Regions from separate parts of the Homo sapiens genome. Here region 1 is linked to region 2. A link is an interaction called in ENCODE POLR2A ChIA-PET data of the cell type or tissue named here. Cell type or tissue: OCI-LY7. All regions are shown on one strand. Links, peaks and the distances in the headings refer to the core of each region. The heading gives the core; the rest is flanking DNA.

Region 1 (7,535 bases), core at 2,536-7,535, 400 kb before region 2:
AGGCAATGAGATATGAGAAGGAGGGACTGGGAAGATCCTGAGGTTTGGCAGAGAAAGAAGCAACTTGATAGGTTAACTCATATCCGTGGCTTCCAGCACACTGTGGAGACCCATACCAATCTCCCAGAGGCCTAGAGGAAGAGTTTTACCATCCAAAGGAACTACTGATTAGTGGTTAAGCACACAAATTCAGGAGTTCAAATTCCTGCTCTCCTACTTCCTAGATGTATGACTCGGTGCAAAGTATTTAACTTCTGTCTGCCTTAGATATTGTTGCCCTGAAATGAGCGTCAGAATAACTCTCTCCTTGGGCCTTGTGAGGAATAAGATAATACACATAAAGCCCACAGAAGAGTGCTGGCCTGGCCTAGGAAGCACTCAGTTAATGCTAATTTTTATTCTTATCATTAATATCTCCACCTTATACTATCTCTAAGTAAGACAGTAGGGGTGAGCAATTTATCTCATACCATCACAGCTTCTACAAATACATAATAGAGAAGTTGGCTAACTGCGTCAACAGCGGTTGCCTCCTGTTAGTATATGTATCTCTGCATGAAGGAGATAGATATGTGCTTTTCACATTTATGCTCCTGCTATGGGTAAATTACTAGACCTTTCCTTGCCTCAGATGATGAATAGAAAAATTAGATAATAATAGTATGTGCCTCATTGTATTGCTGGAGAAGAGAGTTATATGATTTAGGCCAGGGGCAGTGGCTCACACCTGTAATCCCAGCACTTTGGCAGGCTGAGACAGGTGGATTGCTTGAGCTCAGGAGTTCGAGATCAGCCCGGCCAACATGGTGAAACCCCATCTCTACTAAAAATACAAAAATTAGCCAAATGTGGTGATGCACACCTGTAGTCCCAGCTACCCCAGTGGCTGAGGCAAAATAATCATTTAAACTCAAGAGGCAGAGGTTGCAGTGAGCCAAGATCATGCCACTGCACTCCAGCCTGGGCAAGAAAGTGAGACTCTATCCAAAGAGAGAGAGAGAGTTAGATTATTTAATTCCTAGACATAATCTAGAACAGTACCAAGTAGATAACAAGCATGGTCAATATTATTTCATATGGATGTGGGGGGTAGAGGTATGAGTGTGTGTTCCTCACAGTTTTTCTAAGGATGAGTACGATCTTGATAACCAATTTTCAATTTTAAAAAATCTGGGAACACATAGGTATTTACCCAAAACAGTTCTTTCACAGTATGGAGGACAGGTGCCACTGACATGATAAGGTGACAGAGACTTTGTTTCCTCAGCTTTGTGTTCCCCCTGAACTGGTCTGAGTAAAAAATCCATGCCCAAATCCGGGCTCTGGGGCGAAACCACTGTTTAATTCAGCAGCAGCGATTAAGGTCACCTAAAAAGATTATTGAAAGCATGATGCTAGCACTCATTACAGAGGGCTAGGGTTGATCCCTGGGTTAGCAGTCCTCACTTCCTGTGCTGCCCTGGGCATCAGTCTAGAATCACACACTCTGCATCCAACCTCAATTCCCTCAGTGGCCCCTAAGGGAGAGACTAATCTGCCATTTATTTCCAAATCGGTGAAATGGAAGGGCTATTTCTAACTCTGGGAAAGTGCATTGGTAGGAATGAGGCAATAAGCAGAGGAAACAAGTTTTGGGGGCTCTTTCCTCTGAATTTTAAAGTCAGAGTTTCCTGTGTAAGCAAAGCCGGGATTCTTTTTTCTCATTTAAGCCTACGCACCTACTGCGCACAACTTTGAAACTCAGAATGATTGTTCATAGCATAGTTCTGTAAAATAAATATACACATATAGATCCGTAAGATTCTAGGGGTGGGCAATGTATTCCTTACCCTTCCAACTTCTACAGATACACAATAGGTAAGTTGTGTAACTGCCTCAGCAGCTGTTTCCTATGCTTGGAATATGCGCGTCTGGATGAAGGAAAAAGACATGTGCATTTCACATAGAAACTCAGCGCAGTCCCCAAGTTAGGGAAATGGCAGTGCTGTGTAATAGCAATGAGCAGAGAAATGTCTGCTCATTGATATGTAAATGACAATAGCAGGCATTCTGCTGTGTTGAAGGAATCCCATGACTGGTTTGACCACAAGCAGGTTATTAAAGTGAAACAAGGCTATTTTGTCCATTATGAAAAGCACTGTCCTTTCCCAGTGAGTGGCACATTCAGGGCTATTTACATTTCAACAACCAACAATACATCAATATAAATACTCCTTTAAATCCACTTTCTTTTTCGAAGAACAGTAGCTGTTCAAAATCATGCGGTTACACAAGAATCTGAATCAAGCAGAAATAATTAAAAATCCAACATTCAGTCAATTCTATATATATTAAATCATTCATAAGTAAAGTCTTTCAAAGCCCTGGAGTAGAATTAAGAGAAATCTCATTTTGTAATCCTGGAAACTGAGGTTCAACTGTTATAGCCGGTAGCTATGTGTATTAAGTATTATTATGTAATCTATTTATTATTGTATTTACTATATGATAAAAATACTGTATGTGAGTACTTACTATTGAGATAGGCATATTCCATGTATGACATTATTTAATCTTCACCATGAACCCGTGAGGCAAATACCATTATAATCTGCACTTTAAAAATAAACAAACTGAGGCTTGAAGAAGTTCAGTAACTTGCCCCAAACCAGACACCCAGTATATGGAAGATTCAGGTTTCTTAACCAGGATTCTGATCTGCACTGCAGTGGTGTTCTTAACTGTCACCCACACCTCCTCTCCACAGAGATTCAATAATAGAAAGTGGATTTCAGCTAGTAAACTATCTTGGGCACTCAGGATAGTTTGCTTGTGTTAGACAAAAGACTAAAAAACCATAGTTCAGGCTGGATGCAGTGGCTCATGCCTATAATCCCAGAACTTTGAGAGGCTGAGGCAGGCAGATTGCTCGAGCCCAGGAGTTCAAGACCAGCCTGGGCAACATGGTGAAACCCTGTCTCTACCAAAACAAAACAAAACAAAACAAAATAATGAAAAGCTATATAGTTCAATCTACAGGAACATTTTTAACTTTCATTTACAAATCATTGTGAAAAATCCAGTTATCCATAATAAATTCTACCATCCATTCATTTTTGCATCCAACAAATATTTATTGAGCAGTTAATAAGTGTGAGGCACATGTCAGAACCTGGGGTTAGAGCAGTGAACCAGACAGACATGGCCCCAACTCCACTTAATTTACAGTCTACTGGGGGAGAAAAACATTAAAAAATAATCATTCAATACAATTGTGACAACCGTATGTAGGAGAAAAAGACCTCAAGGCAAGGAAAACCAATGAAAGAAAGACCAACTTAGTCTAAGAAAGTCAGAGAAAGCCACTATGAGAAAGTTTATATGTATATGTATATATATATATATATATATATATTTTTTTTTTTTTTTTTTTTTTTGAGACGGAGTCTTGCTCTGTTGCCTAGGCTGGAGTGCGGTGGCACCATCTCGGCTCACTGCAAACTCCGCCTCCCGGGTTCACACTATACTCCTGCCTCAGCCTCCCGAGTAGCTGGGACTACAGGCACTGGCCACCATAGGCTTGGAGACTGGGTAAGAGTTAGCCAAATACAAGAAAGGAGAGGTATATCAGGATGCTTTAACAATGTAAATATGCTTTAAAAACACTAAAAGGTATTTATTGGTCACTAAGAACAGTGTCAGATGCAGTTTGATCAAAGCTCTGGCTTTGTTTCTTAAAGACTCTAACTGTCCTTCCAAATTATATGTTGGTTTCAGTCCTTTGGTTTCTATCATACTATGTCTACCAACAACAACTAGAGCTTTTTTGTTCACATTCAGACAGAGTTCCCTTTTTATGCTGATTAAGCCTCCCCCAAACCAGTCCTTCTAACCAGTGGATGCCTAAACCAATCAATGTGGTAAGGAAAATTAAATTTGTATACTTTTGTATCCTAGGGTGGATCCATTTCATCCAAACATATGGCTGCTAGGCATAGATGTGATGTATATTGAAGAGGCAACCACACTTTCCATGTCAAAGAGAAAACTACTCTGGTCAAACAGAAAAATGTGTGCAAATAATCTTAGGCAGTAAGATTAAAAGTTTGAATATCTAACATAAGCCCAGTGTGAAAAACAGAAAATAAAGAGGAGAATGATATGAGATAAGTTTGCATGGTCAGAGAGGGGTCAGATTATGCAGGAGCTTGAAGCCCATGTTAAAAATTTTGGACATTTATCTCAGGTTAATGGAGAGCTTTTGTTGTATGTTATGATCAAGTCTATATATTAAAAGCATTCCTATATAGAAGAAATGAATTATCAAAAATGCATATTATATATCTTATACATATATGTATATAAACTATTTCTGAAAAATATACAATCAACTGGTAAATGTGGTTGCTTATAGGAAGAGATCCTTGAGAAATAAAGAGCTGACTTAGTAGAGAGACCTACTTATCATTGTGCTCACTTTTGAATTTGGCTTTATTTTTTAACTATATTCATGCGTTGTTTTTAAATTTTAAAAAGTAGTAAATTGTTTGAAGTGATTATCCTGTCCACAGAGAGAAAAATTAGAGGTGGGAAAGAGTGCAGGGAAGCCAGTTAGGAGACTACTGCAGCTGGCCATGCAGGAGATGGTGGTGGCTTGGCTTTGTATGGTACAGAAACAGGATTTGAGCCCAGGTCGTCTGAAGCTGAAGTTCCTGCCTTTCACCACCACTATAGCTAACAAACCTTGTATTTCAATGGAAGGCACACACAGGTGGGGCAGGAAATGACTACAGAGCCAGTTATTTCTGAGCATGAGATGCAATATGGTGAGGAGGCCTGAGAAAAAGCCAGAGCCAAAGGAATGGTTATAACAGGATGATGGGAGCCTGGGGAAAGGGAGCAAATTTTCATTTGTGCAGAGGTGCAAACTTATTTGATTTACCTGAGCTACTGATATCCCCAGTTGTAACATTATGCAAATGTAACACCTCTAAAAATGAGACACTGCATTCGAATTGAACTCTTGAGATTCAAGATTGTCAAATGGAATGAGAGCCTTGAAACCCCTTTAGCAGCCAGACCACACTGGGCAAGAAAATGGAAAGTTGCAGTCTCCTCTCACTCTGCAGCCTGACGTCATGAGCTTCACTTAGTCTGTGCTGGGTATAGGTAAGCTGAATAGCATGCAATAAGCAAGCACTAGTAAGTAAGGAGAGGATTACCAAGGAAATGAATAAATGTCAGGGGAAGTTTGAGTGATGACTATACACAATTAACAAAATATAAAATGCAAGGTTCTGGAAAATTCTAGCAATTGCATTAACTAGCTAACACAGGAGAACAGCTGGTAACATACCAGCTTCATCGAGTTGAGTTGTACCTTTGTAGAATCATCGAGTGACCATTTGGGAAATTCCCAATTGTTTAAAATATGAGAATTGACTACCTTGATGGGATATCAGGTGGGTATTCATATGTCCAGAAATCATATTTTTATACTATATTTGGAAGCCTGGGTATTTTTCTGTTTTATCTGTTGCCTTCCAAGGGCTATAGGAAAGGGGACATTAGATGAAGTGATGGGTCTCACCTTGAAGAGACAATGGAATTAATGTAAGATAGAATTAGAACGCAGAGAATAGAAGACATGAATTCAAGACTTAGGAGAAGAAGCATAAGAGATAAGTAAGGACCAGTGAGATGATGACTTCACTTAAATACTACTCTCCCACTAGTAAGACTTTCCTGACTAATTTGGCCCCAGGATAATTATGCCATTCTGTATCCCATTTCTCCTGGGCTTGGCTACACTAATGGACAGAGTAATGTGACTAACAGATTGCACGACGACCTATTTCAATCACATGCTTGTTTTTCCTTCCTCTGGGCTTTCTCTGTGATTCCCTCAACAGGGAACTCTATTTATGATGTTATTTCCATTTCACTAAGCTTAATTCTCCCTATCTGCAATTCACCTCCTTTATAAGGTTCTGTTCTTATCTCTCAAACTGGATGCAATCACTCCTTTTGAACCTCTTACCATTTCATGATACTTTCCTTGTCTCATTTATGGGTACAGTGCAACTTAGTGGTAACAAACATTTAGAGCTGGATAGGATCTGCCCCAATGTTCTCATTGAATAAATAAGGAACTTGAGTACCAGAGCAGACAAACGAGTTGTCCTAAGCTACACAGTAGCATAGCTCATACCAGGACATGTATCTCCTGATTTGGGGCTCTCTTGTCCTCTGATGGAAATGTTGGGGTTCTCTGCCACATTGTTACGTGCAACCAGCCCACTCATTTTTACTTCTATGAATAGAAACTGGGAAAGTGGGTTTAAACTTTTAATCAAGTATCAAACATTTACTACCTACTACTACCTACTACCTACTACTACATTTACTACCTACTACTAAACTATGACTTTACTCTTTCTGCAACTCTATTTCCTCATCTGTAAAATGGTGATAGTCATGTCATGTACCTCACAGTGTTATTGTGAGGAATAAATTGATATATATATAGAGAGATAGATATAGATATCTATCAGCTTGGGGCAAACCATAAGCTCTCTGTAGAAACTGGTTATTATGACTACTACAACTGTACATAATAGTTTTTTTTGTTTTTTGGGTGTTTTTTGTTTTTTGTTTTTTATGTTTGTTTTTTGAGATGGAGTCTCGCTCTGTTGCCCAGGCTGGAGTGCAGTGGCACAATCTTGGCTCACTGCAAGCTCTGCCTCCTGGGTTCATGCCATTCTCCTGCCTCAGCTTCCTGAGTAGCTGGGACTACAGGCATCTGCCACCAACCCCGGCTAATTTTTTGTATTTTTAGTAGAGATGGGGTTTCACCATGTTAGCTAGGATGTTCTCAATCTCCTGACCTCGTGATCTACCCGCCTCGACCTCCCAAAGTGTTTACACTTTGGGATTACAGGCGTGAAGCACTGCGCCCGGCCAGTTATTGGTATATTTGTTGTATATTTTATTTAGATTATATGCATTTTAAATTATCTGTCTAACTCAGCTTGTTGTACATAATATATTTATCATCTATTGCTGTGCAGCAAATTATCCCCATAATTTTTCAGTTTAAAACAACAAACATTTATTATCTCACAGTTTCTATGGGTCAGAAAACTGGGCATGGCTTAGAGTTTCTGCAAAGACTGTAATCAATGTGTCTACCTAGGCTGTGGTCATCTCAAGGCTCAACTACGGAAGGATCCACTTCCAGGCTCACTCATGTAACTGTTGGCAGACTTCAGTCCTTGCTGGATGTTGTCTGGAGACATCAGTTCTCTGCCATGTATGTCTCTCCTTAGCCACAACCAGCTGGCAGCTGGCTTTCCCCAGAACAAATGTTGAGAAAGAAAGAGAAAGAGAGAGAAAGAGAGAGAGAGAGAACAAATCAGAAGTCACGATCTTTTCGTAACCTAATCTCAGAAGTGAAAAATTTATCACTTCTGCTGTATTCTATTTGTTAGAAGTGAGTCATTATATCCAGCCTACTCCTGAGAGAAGGGGATTAAACAAGGATATGAATCCCAGGA
Region 2 (10,634 bases), core at 3,324-8,323:
TTTTTATGGCACATTACCAGTGTTTGGTACTAAATACTAGCTGTTAATTCTCCCTTAGTAGAAGACAATAGAGTAATGCTGAGTTGGTCTCAGCTGTGGGAAACCTTTTGCCCAGAGAGAAAAATTAAGTCTCCTAACAGAAAGCTGGCACTTTCCCTTACTGGGCATCAGCGAAAACCTGATTCCCATGGGTAAAGTGAGTAATTGCTAAAGGGAAACAGATCATGTGCATTTACATAGTCAGAGATGTTTTATGGGATTAGGTGGGTGATGAAGAGTAATCATTATAATAATTTTACAACCCAGACATAAAAGAGAAAGAGCAGAGAAAGACCAGTTCTCTTGTGAAATATTTGCCATTTAATATCTTTTTATCTTTGGGCAAGCCAACTTATTTTCTTACAAATAAGCAGTAACTAGACACAGATATTTAAGAGGAGAAATGGACCTTAGATGTTCTGTGGCATAATTTTCCTTTCACATAGGGGAAAACCAGGACCAGAGCAGCGGATGAAGATGCCAAGATCAGGCACTGCCAATTGTTTTGACTACCTCTAGGGAGATCCTCTCATGACTCACACATTGCCTCTCTCTTGAAAATGAGTAAAGAGTTGCCCAACCAAATTCTTGAAATAAGGTCAGTTATAAATGCCTATAGCAGCTACCTTCTTTTTTATTATTTAGAAAATGATCATTGGAACTTGTTATCAGAAGACACAGGCTGAGAGGGAAGGGATGTATTTTTTCACATGTCAAGGAACCAGGGGTAATATAACATTCACATTCTAGAGAAAGGTCAAATAATAAATTGCCATAAAATACAGACTGCTCATGAGCTGTTTTGAAATCTTGGCTTCTTGTCAAAAAACTAAAGGTGGAGGAGAGTAAAATCCATAACTGTGTGCTTTTTGTGTAGGTGTGTTGGACTGAATGTACATATGATTGGATCATAGAGATGATCAAAGAAGTGTATACTATTCCTCAACAGAAGAGGACAAAAAACGAAATTGACATTTGTTGACATTTCCTTGGCCTTAGAAGTGTTTGTAAATGACAGAGTTAGGATTTGAACCCAGTTCCAGCGAGTTTAAAGCCCAGGTTATTTCCCAATAAGCCAAAGAAATTTCCAATGCCAACCTATTCCTGGCATCTTTAGCAGCAAGAGTGATTATAGTTTCCACAGACAGAAATTGTGTACAGAGTTGGGTGAAAGAACAGTAGCTCCAACATGCTTGGCATCAAGGCTGTGACTGCACGAACTATTCCAGGAAAACTAGTCATCACAGGTGATTGAAAAGAGAAGATATCTTTTAGCAGACTAAAATCTGCAGGCATCTTCATCACTCCTTAATGCAGACAGACAAAACTGATTGGCTAGACTAATAAGATCAGACTTTGTTTTGGAAACTAAATGTCTATTAAGACACGCGAGAAGACAAGATTTCCTAAACATAGACTATGAATAGACTATGAATAGTCAAGAGGGAGGTCGAGGAAAAGGGAATTCCCCTTAACATGGCAGATCAAATATTTAAATTTTAATGACATATTAGATGGAATATAAGAAGTTTTTGTGTTATGAAATAAAAAGAACTCATTCTTTTAAAAAATGGCAATCCAATATTTATACACGTTCTTCTATCTTATAGCATGACTGAATTCGAAGTGTTCTTGTTCATGTCTCCTTCTCTGAGAAAGAGTAAGTGCCTCCACAAACACATTCACTGGGAGTCCAGAAGTGGAGAGTATCGTGTTTTCACTGTTCAAGGTCACGTAGTGGTTCCTGGCCCAAACAAGTAGGAGCTTTCTAAAATTAAAGGCAACTATCCATAAAGGTTCCTTCATCTGCTGTCTCCTAGTCCATTGGCAGGACTTGGCAGGGAAAGCCCTCTTCTTGATAGAGATATTGGACCTCCAACCTATCTCTTCATCTTCTCCCATACATCTCCTCCATACAGGGTTGTCAGGTCAGTAATCCCTACTGGCCATTTAGAAGGTGACATTTATCAATTATAATTAGGTGACTTAGGAGGCTTACTCAACTCCCCAGAATCTCAGTGTCCTCATCTGTGAAACTGGAAATAATAAAGCCTATTTCATAAACCTAATTCTTCATATTAAATGGGATAACATATATAAAGCACTTAGCACATGCTATGACCCCAGAAGATACAGATTCACAGAGCAGATGGAGCACTGCTGTGTCTCATGATACTCAAGCTTGAATATCAAGCTTGACTCCCATTCTGCTAATTCTCCCTCTGGCTACTAGGACATCTTGACTTTCAGGGTCTGGACTCTGGGCCTTAAGGGAAAGCTAAGACTCGTCCTTGTATTTCTACTTTATGTAGGTAGAAGCTGATCTGCATTAGGGCTGGTTGCTCCCTTCTCCCCATCTCAAGCCCCAGAATCTCTTCTTGTATTAATCTCTCTCCCAAAGTTCTTGCTGAGGTCAGATTTCATAGTCCTGCTTTTTCAGCACCTGTTCTTAATTAGTTCAAACTTTTGCAGGTTTTCTTTCAGGCCATATTTTATTTGTTTCCTCAGAAACTCCTCTTAGACTACATCCTTTATCTCCAGACACCTGGGATCCACATTGATTCTTTTATTTTCCACAATTTCTAACCCTGAACAGCTGCATGAATGTAAGCAAGCTTCTAAGCATAGATGGGTGGGTGGTTGGGATGTGTACACGTTATTCATTCATTCAGTCATACATTTATTATTTATAAACTACTTATTGAACACTTCCTAGTGCTTGGAATTTTTTTAAAAATCTCAAGCGATATGCATATCAATACAAAATAATTTCAGTTCTCAAGAAACTTAATCTTGGGAAGGATAAACAAAGACTTATAATACAATATGGTGCAAGATTTACAATAAAGCAGTGGTTCTCAGCATTGGCTGAATAATAGAACCACCTGGCTATATTATATAGTGATGCTTGACTCCAACTCAGACCAATGAAATCAAAATCCCTGTGAGTAAGACCTGGGCATTGCTATGTTTTGATAGCTTTCCAGGTGATTCCATTCTGCAGGGAGGTTTGAGAATCCCTTGGATAGAGGGAAGTATGGGCTGCCTTGGGACCACAATTAAGAGGTCCCTACTCTAATTGGTAAGGTGCTAAAGGCTGCAAAGGGAAGATGACATCTGAGCTAAGTCTTTTTTTTTTTTTTTTTTTTTTTTTTTTGAGACAGAGTCTCGCTCTGTCACCCAGGCTGAAGTGTAGTGGCATAATCTCGGCTCACTGCAACCTCCGCCTCCTGGGTTCAAGCAATTCTCCTGCCTCAGCTGCCCCAGTAGCTGGGATAACATGCACCCGCCACTATGCTTGGCTAATGTTTTGTATTTTTAGTAGAGATGGGGTTTCACCATGTTGACCAGGCTGGCTCAAACTCCTGACCTCAAGTAATCTACCCACCTTGGCCTCCCAAAGTGCTGGGATTACAGGCATGAGCCACCACACCCGGCCCTGAGCTAAGTCTTGACAAATGAGTTGCCCAAGTGAAGATGTGGGAAAGCCATTTCAAGGGCAGAGGAACAAGATGAGTTCATAGAACTGCCTGTAATTTTGGGTACAGTTTAGAGAGTGCTAAATGCTAAAGCATTTAGCCTGTCTCTGGCAGGCAAAAGGAGAGTCATTGAAGGATTGTTAAAAAGGAAATAATATGGTCAGTATTATATACATCTGAAGTACCAAGACATCAGTTGGGGAGCAAATTTTACTTTCATTGCATCTTGCCCCAGCAGAACTATCTCCCTTTAATAAGACCTTTAAAACTGTTGGCACCTCCCTGGCTTCAAACATTAGAAACAGGAAACTCTACCCATGAGCTAACCTTCACCCCATCCTTTCCTGAAACAAAGAACATCTGTTCTCCCACTTGGATGTGCCTGGAGTAAAGAGGGGCGCCTAAGTATTCTCAGTTGACTACAGAGAAATGATTGGCGTCACGTAGATTAGTCATACATACATGCAGATGATGACATAGTCAAATGTATTGAGACATTTTAGTTCCAAAAAGTAAGTGTTTTGTTTCTGATACAGTGCTGTCACCCTTGGCCAGGGAAACCCAGGGATCATAGCTGCTACAGATAAATTATGATTTATTCCTTGGAAGAGGGCCTGAACTCAAAAGAAATTAAGTAGTAATAACACTTGAAAATTCTCTTTCTCCAATTTCAGTATGCAAATCTATTTACATATCAACCAAGCCTTTGGGACAGGTTAGTTATTGTTTGTGGTGGTAGTGGTTGTGTTGTTTATGTTTGAGTTTTGTGTTTTTCTTTAATTCTGAGATACATTATCAATTTAATGACAACTTTGCAGGATAAAAAAGGAGGAGGAGAAAGAAGGGGAGGAAGAGAAAGGGGAAGAGGAGGAGAAGAAGGGAAAAAAGAGAAAAAATGATTAAATTTAATTTGTGTTCTAATTGTGAAACAATCTAATTTCAAAAATGTTAAAATCTGTGTGTTGGGTTAGAGATGGGAAAAGTATGCTGTATAATAAAAAAAAAATCCCCAGGAGGAAAATGAAATATTTTTAGAGGTACTAGGAATTTTATAGTCAATGGGATCCAAAGCTGTATTTTTAGACAGAGAAATCTGAGGCACAGGTAGACGAGAAATTTTCTTCAAATTCTCGAGGGAATTACTTAGTAGTGAAGCTGGAATCAGAAACCTCATTTCTCAGCCTCAAGTTTGGTTTGCTTTCCATGACACCCTAGAATATTCCAACTAATATCTGAGAAGCAAAAAAGCATCTCATCCTTTCTACTCATATTTCTGGCTGAGGGAACTATTCAAAGAGATAAAGTACATGAATAAATAAAAAATGTGTATCACAGCTAAGTACATCTTAGCAAAGAAATAAGCAAAAGACTATGGTGCCTCAGTTCTCAACACTCTCTTTTGTTCATTTATTTAGTGGCTGTTATCTTGAGTAGGTGATTCTTGCATATCAAATTGCATTTTGGTGTGTCAAAGTGACTGGTTTTACTTGTTTGTTGGTTCCTAAAGCTAATTATTATTTTTAACACCTTTTGATATGCTAAATCAGGCTAATGAGACTAAAATGGGATTTCTCATGGGTTTATTAGTCATCAACACCATCTTACATATGTGTATATATGTTTTAATGCTTTCAAAGTGTAAATAAATGATTATACTTGAGACTCATACAAATATCATAAAGCAGCTTTTTCCTTAGTATTCCTCCTAGAAAATAGATATTTCATTGGCAGAGTCGTGGTGAAAGATGTGGTGTCATACAATAAATTTACTTCAGCCAGCTGTGCGAGCTTAAGTTACCCAGTTCTTTTCTGCCTCAGTGGCCTCTTCTGTAATATGGACTGATAGGGGATCTCACATGCCTGTGTTTAGAATTAAGTCGGATAATTCATGTAAAGTGCTTAGCAAGTCACCTGGCCTATTATAACTAGCCATTATTGTTTGCTAGAACATTTATCTGTTCACAAATTATGCATTGATTGCCTATAATAACTAAACTTGAGGAATGCTTATTACGTACCACGTACTATTCGAAGCACATCACAAGTAGTAACTCATTTCATTTTTATAATGACTCTTTGAGGTAAGAACTATTATTACCATCTCTGCTTTACAAATGAGGAAATTGAGGCATAGAGACGTAAAGTCACTTGTTCAAAGCCTAGCATCTGGGAAACAGTAGAGGTGGGACTCAAACTCAGAAAGCCTGGCTATAGGCTCTGCTCTGCTGTCTCCCGGGATTGGCCACATGCTAAGCATTGGGGCAACAGCAATGAGGCCCATAGGGTTTCTGCTCTCAAGGAGATCACTATAAATCAGCCCCGGGAGATGATCCCTAAAAGAGAAGTACGTCGTTTGCAAAATGACAGCACAGACGCACGAGTTCTGAACTCTTCCTCAGAGTTTGGGGAAGTTGTTTAGCCCTGCTTTCTGCCCTCTCTATGGGTCACACACATACTCCGAGTGAAGAATGACGGAGTTACCCATCTTCTGGCTCCTTCCCGTGACACTGGCTACCCTATGCTAAAAACCAGCCCCCAGATTCCACATCCCTGAATGTCTTATTTACAGGTTCTGTCATTTTCATGATAACCTTTCTAATGTTCTAAATTTCCTTTCTGTGGGTTGTCAAGCAAATTCATTCTCGGCAGTCAGTAAGAACTCCTTGTTCAAAATGCCACACATTACAGAGTCAATGATTCTAAACACATTTTTTTTTAGTGCATCCAACTTATAAGCTGCAGTGCTAGAAACAAATTCACACTCCCTTTACACTACAGTGCCATCTTTTCCGAGGGTGGGGCTCGCGTTTCTTCACCATCCAGTTTCTCATACGTAGATTATGATTTCTGCTTTTGCCAAACAGGACATTGTTTGACCAAGTCCTTATGGGAGGAAGCACAGCCCAGTGAGCAGAACAATGATTTGAAAGTCCTGGGTTCTATTTTCAGCTCCTCTGTTGACTAGCTGCGCATTCAGCCCTAGGAAGGTCAAAAGCAGAATGGCCTTGCTTTGACGACTTTCTCTGCATGTACAGCTCTAGATGGAAAATATATCAGGCATCTGGCTCTCAGCCTTGAGGAGCTGGTCTTTGGAGAATACATGTGTAGTCACACTTTGTTTTCATTTTTAAAGCAAAAGAACAAAACAAACTCTCTAGGGGGAAAATGGGCTGGTAGAGAATGGAAGAGAGAAACCTAATAACATTTTAAACAATCCAGGAGTTAAGGGATTGCTTGAGTCATTCAGATCAAAGAAGGCTCTTTGGCACAAGTTGGAGTCTCCGGCATTTGAAAATGGAAGAGGCAAAGAGGAGGAAGCTTTGAGAGACTTTTTCAAACCGGGACGGTAGCAGATACTCAGAACTCTGCCTGTAGGGACCAGGCGGGGAACTCAGGCAGGTTAAGGCCTGTGGGCAAACTGGAAAGCCCAGGCCACCTGTGAAGTGGTCTGCTGCTAGTGATACCAGATGCTTGTTGTGGAAGAAGGAAGTTACTCTTGCCAGAACAGCTGAATTTTCAAGAGAAACTGAACATTGAGATTTTTGTCATTAGAACCCCTGATTTTTTTACATGATGAAATCTAATCATCATTTTTAAACTTTTAAAGGGGCACTGAGCAGGCAAGATCAAACATATAGCCTAAGCAATGTACTCCCCATGTCTCTTCTATATGTAGATGGGGTGTGGTTCCTTAAGGGCTTTAGTTGTATGTTCTGTGAATGAATAGAGGCTAGATTCCAGACAAAAATGATTAGCAGTGACTCAACTTTAGCTGCACTTTGGAATACCTGGGTGTTACCTGGGACTGCAGCCTGAGCACTGGGATTTTATAAATGCTTCTCAAGTGATTCCAGCATGCAACCATGAATAAGAACCACTATGTTAGGATATTGCGAGAAGGTTTAAGCATTACAGAAAGTTGGGTTTTAACTTGATAAGATACATAATCTTATCAAGACACATGTGATCTCTGAACATGGATCAGGGAATTGACATTCAATATAAATGGCATTTTCTTTTCTTTTTTTAGACTCTTTTGAGAGTTCCAGTTAAAAACTCTCTAGCATCATTGCTGATGGCCGTAATTAATATCTTTGGGTTCATTAGCAATCAGCTAACAACAGACATCCATTGGCAAAACAAGGGTATAGTGGTAGAGGTCAAACACAACGAAAGCCAAAGGACAAGTGCAAGCCCTGAGCACAGATAAGTATTTACAGGGAAAATTAACTTTTTTTCTGATGGCCATGAAGCAAAATAGACAGTAGAGCAAAGGGAGCCTTTTACAAGAGCAGTTCAATCTTTGTCCACATTCTAATGGCTATAAAACTCACCATGAAGCTAGCAAATGGTGCATACAACTAATACTTTCAGTCTTTTCTTCCTTATTTCACAGGTCTTATGCATTATAAATAACACGACTAAGTCTCAGCGGTTGTATCCATGGCTAGTTCTTATTTCAGCTTTGGTTCCTCTTGCTATTTACTATGTTTCTCATAAAAGATGTTAGTGTGGATTGAGTATATGAAATCATGTACAATGGAATGTTAAATGGGGCATTCCCTCTTGTCTAGGTATATCAGAAGAGGCCCAATACACTTGGTGCCAAGGAAGCTCACCTTCTAAAACCAGATGGTAGCTTGCCTATAAAAGGATACACTAAGAGGTTCTACCCAAGTTATCACATTGGCAGCCTCCAGCTTATCAAGAGAGACTTTAAAGAACTTGGCAGTGGGGATCTTTCTAGAGGGCGTTGTCAATTTAGGAAGCATCTTCGTCTTCATGCCTCACCTTTCCGATAAGTTTGTTTCTTCCTTAATGCAAACAAAATGAGAGACACTTTGATGGGACCACTTGCAGAGCTTGACATGTGTCATCTGGATTTTAACAGACAGATATCATTGAGATATCTGACTCACACCTGAAAACACTGTAACTAGAACTACTCTCTCTCTCTCTCTCTCTTTCTCTCTCTCTCTCTCTCTCTCTCTCTCTCTCTCTTTATGCCTAAAACAGAGCTATGTGGAGGCTAAGCAGGACTTCCAAAATTTGAAACAAATAAGGAACCTGTTCAAAGAAGGCAGATTGAGGCATCTTGAAAGAAATTGCCTGGCAGGGTGTCATGACTCCATTAGGGGGAACGTACCATTTGAAGCCAAGAGAATAAAGAAGTCATGGATGACTAGCTTGAGAAGGCGTAACTGGAGTCAGGGAAACAGTTACTGAGAGAGATGTCCTGCAATGTAGGGAAAAAGAGGGAGCTTCCCCAAACTCAACACAATGCTCTATGAAACACACATCAGTTGGGATGTTCACTAAACTCAGAGGATCACAATGACAGATTATAAGAGCGCCAGTCAAGTTAGAACTTCTTATTCCATCTTACGACCTTCCTCTTCCTCCCCTACACTCCTCTGTATTCTTCCTCTTGCTCCCCCACAGCCTCTATACTCTGAGAAGCAGTCTCTTGCTCTGCTCCTTCTGTGAATTGTTAATTCAATTATTTCAAATTTCTCACTTCATTCTCTGTCTAGTGGGTGTGAGTCCTGGGTGTCTGGGGATCTCATATGTGATTTATTGTGGTCAGAATGCAAAAATATAGGCAAAATCATAACATAGTAGTTAAATTTATAATTATTTGGATTATTGAAATACATCTATAAAAAGTATTTTATAATTTGTTTTGAATACTTTGTCTTTGGAGAGGCCAGAAATCACAGACAGGAAAGGAGGAGGAGATAGAGAGAGGAGAAGATGGGGAAACCAACCTGGCCTCTCCTCCTACTCCTGGATTTCCAATCTGATAACAGAGTTGTGAGAAAAGACAGAGCTTAAGTTTACATGGATAAGACTTTTGACTAGACTTTTTACTACCTTGGAAAAAAGCTTTTTTAAAAAATTTATTACCTGTTGGTAATCAGAAAAGCCAAGAGAGAACTACTCAGAGTTTTATTAGTTAGAGGAACCTGGGGATTGAGGGTGAGTACTCAAAATGTCAGGTTTGGAGGGGCAGAAGCAAAATTTAAAAAATTGTTTATACCTGCAACCTGTCAAGTCCAGTTTACACAATAATACAAAATAAACCAATTTAACTTGAACACATAAAATGTTTTCATGATGTGGATTCAATTTAACAAGGGCACAACATGATACCACAGTCATCTTTCAAAATTCTCATCTTTAGGATTCAGCTTTGGTACCTTAAAGATATATTGGGTTACAGCAACATTTCTGCAGGAAGCTAATATGTATTCCTTAAAAAGAGTTCCATGATCAAAGATATTGGTGACAAACTTGTTCACTCAAAAAATAAATAGAGGCCAGCCATGGTGGCTCATGCCTGTAATCCCAGAACTTTGGCAGGACAAGGCAGGAGGATCACTTGAGCCCCAGAGTTGGAAACCAGCCTAGACAATATAGCAAGACCCTGTCTCTAAAAAAGAAATAGCTGAAAGTGGTGGCATGTGCCTGTAGTCCCAGCTACTTGGGAGGCTGAGGTGTGATGATCATCTGAGTCCAGGAATTTAAAGCTGCTGTGAACTATGAAGGCTCCATTGCACCCCAGCCTGGGTGACAGAGCAAGACCCTACCTCAAAAAGTAAAATAAATAAATAAGTAAGTAGGGTTTTTTTTTGTTGTTTTTTGTTTTGTTTTGTTTTTAACTGTAGGTCTCCTAGAATGTTTTAATGTGTGTTGTAAGGGAACAATTCTATAAGAAAGAATACCTGGTGGTGGCATTTTCAAGCTCATTTGTTCAAAGGCTGTTATTATTCCCAAATATTTAGGCTTCCATTTATTAAATATTTGCTGAACATCTACCATGTGCAGGCATGGGGGATGGGTGTTGGGGTTTAATTAAATATATCAAATGGGCTCCTCTCACTCAAAGATCTTATGATCTAATGGATTGCTTATTTTAGTCCTCATCTTAGTTTGAAAATCTCTTTGGAGAGATCTGTTCTATGCCATTTTTCAGATTTCTGCCACTGCAAAACTATTTGTTAACACAAAAATACAAATTACCTGAGGAAGAAGTTGTGTTGTAAAATAGATGTGTTTTTATAAAACAAAATTTAAAAGTGCATTCACAACCAAGCATAACAAATATGCTTTGGT

What was found. ChIA-PET counts read pairs that join two places held together with the same protein. Peaks named below come from ENCODE experiments on the same cell type or tissue, not always from the same donor. Only the 100,000 strongest peaks of a DNase experiment are listed, where the experiment ranks them.
Region 1: POLR2A ChIA-PET joins it to region 2 with 6 read pairs; 1 of 35 experiments calls an interaction of 5 or more read pairs at or near these places.

What each region holds. Positions count from the first base shown.
Region 1 is chr12:92,037,225-92,044,759 of GRCh38, forward strand. All of the region lies in intron 1 of LINC01619 (long intergenic non-protein coding RNA 1619), which reads right to left. Among named protein-coding and RNA genes, the nearest start is that of LINC01619, 100 kb to the right of the region's middle. In OCI-LY7, for the core only: no CTCF peak of the experiment used is centred there; a DNase peak (open chromatin) is centred at 4,727.
Region 2 is chr12:92,439,028-92,449,661 of GRCh38, forward strand. No RefSeq gene overlaps it. Among named protein-coding and RNA genes, the nearest start is that of CLLU1-AS1, 11 kb to the left of the region's middle. RefSeq lists enhancers at 6,556-6,665, 6,986-7,055, 7,186-7,255, 7,986-8,235. In OCI-LY7, for the core only: no CTCF peak of the experiment used is centred there; DNase peaks (open chromatin) are centred at 5,894, 6,434 and 6,944; H3K4me3 peaks cover 3,246 bases; H3K27ac peaks cover 4,253 bases.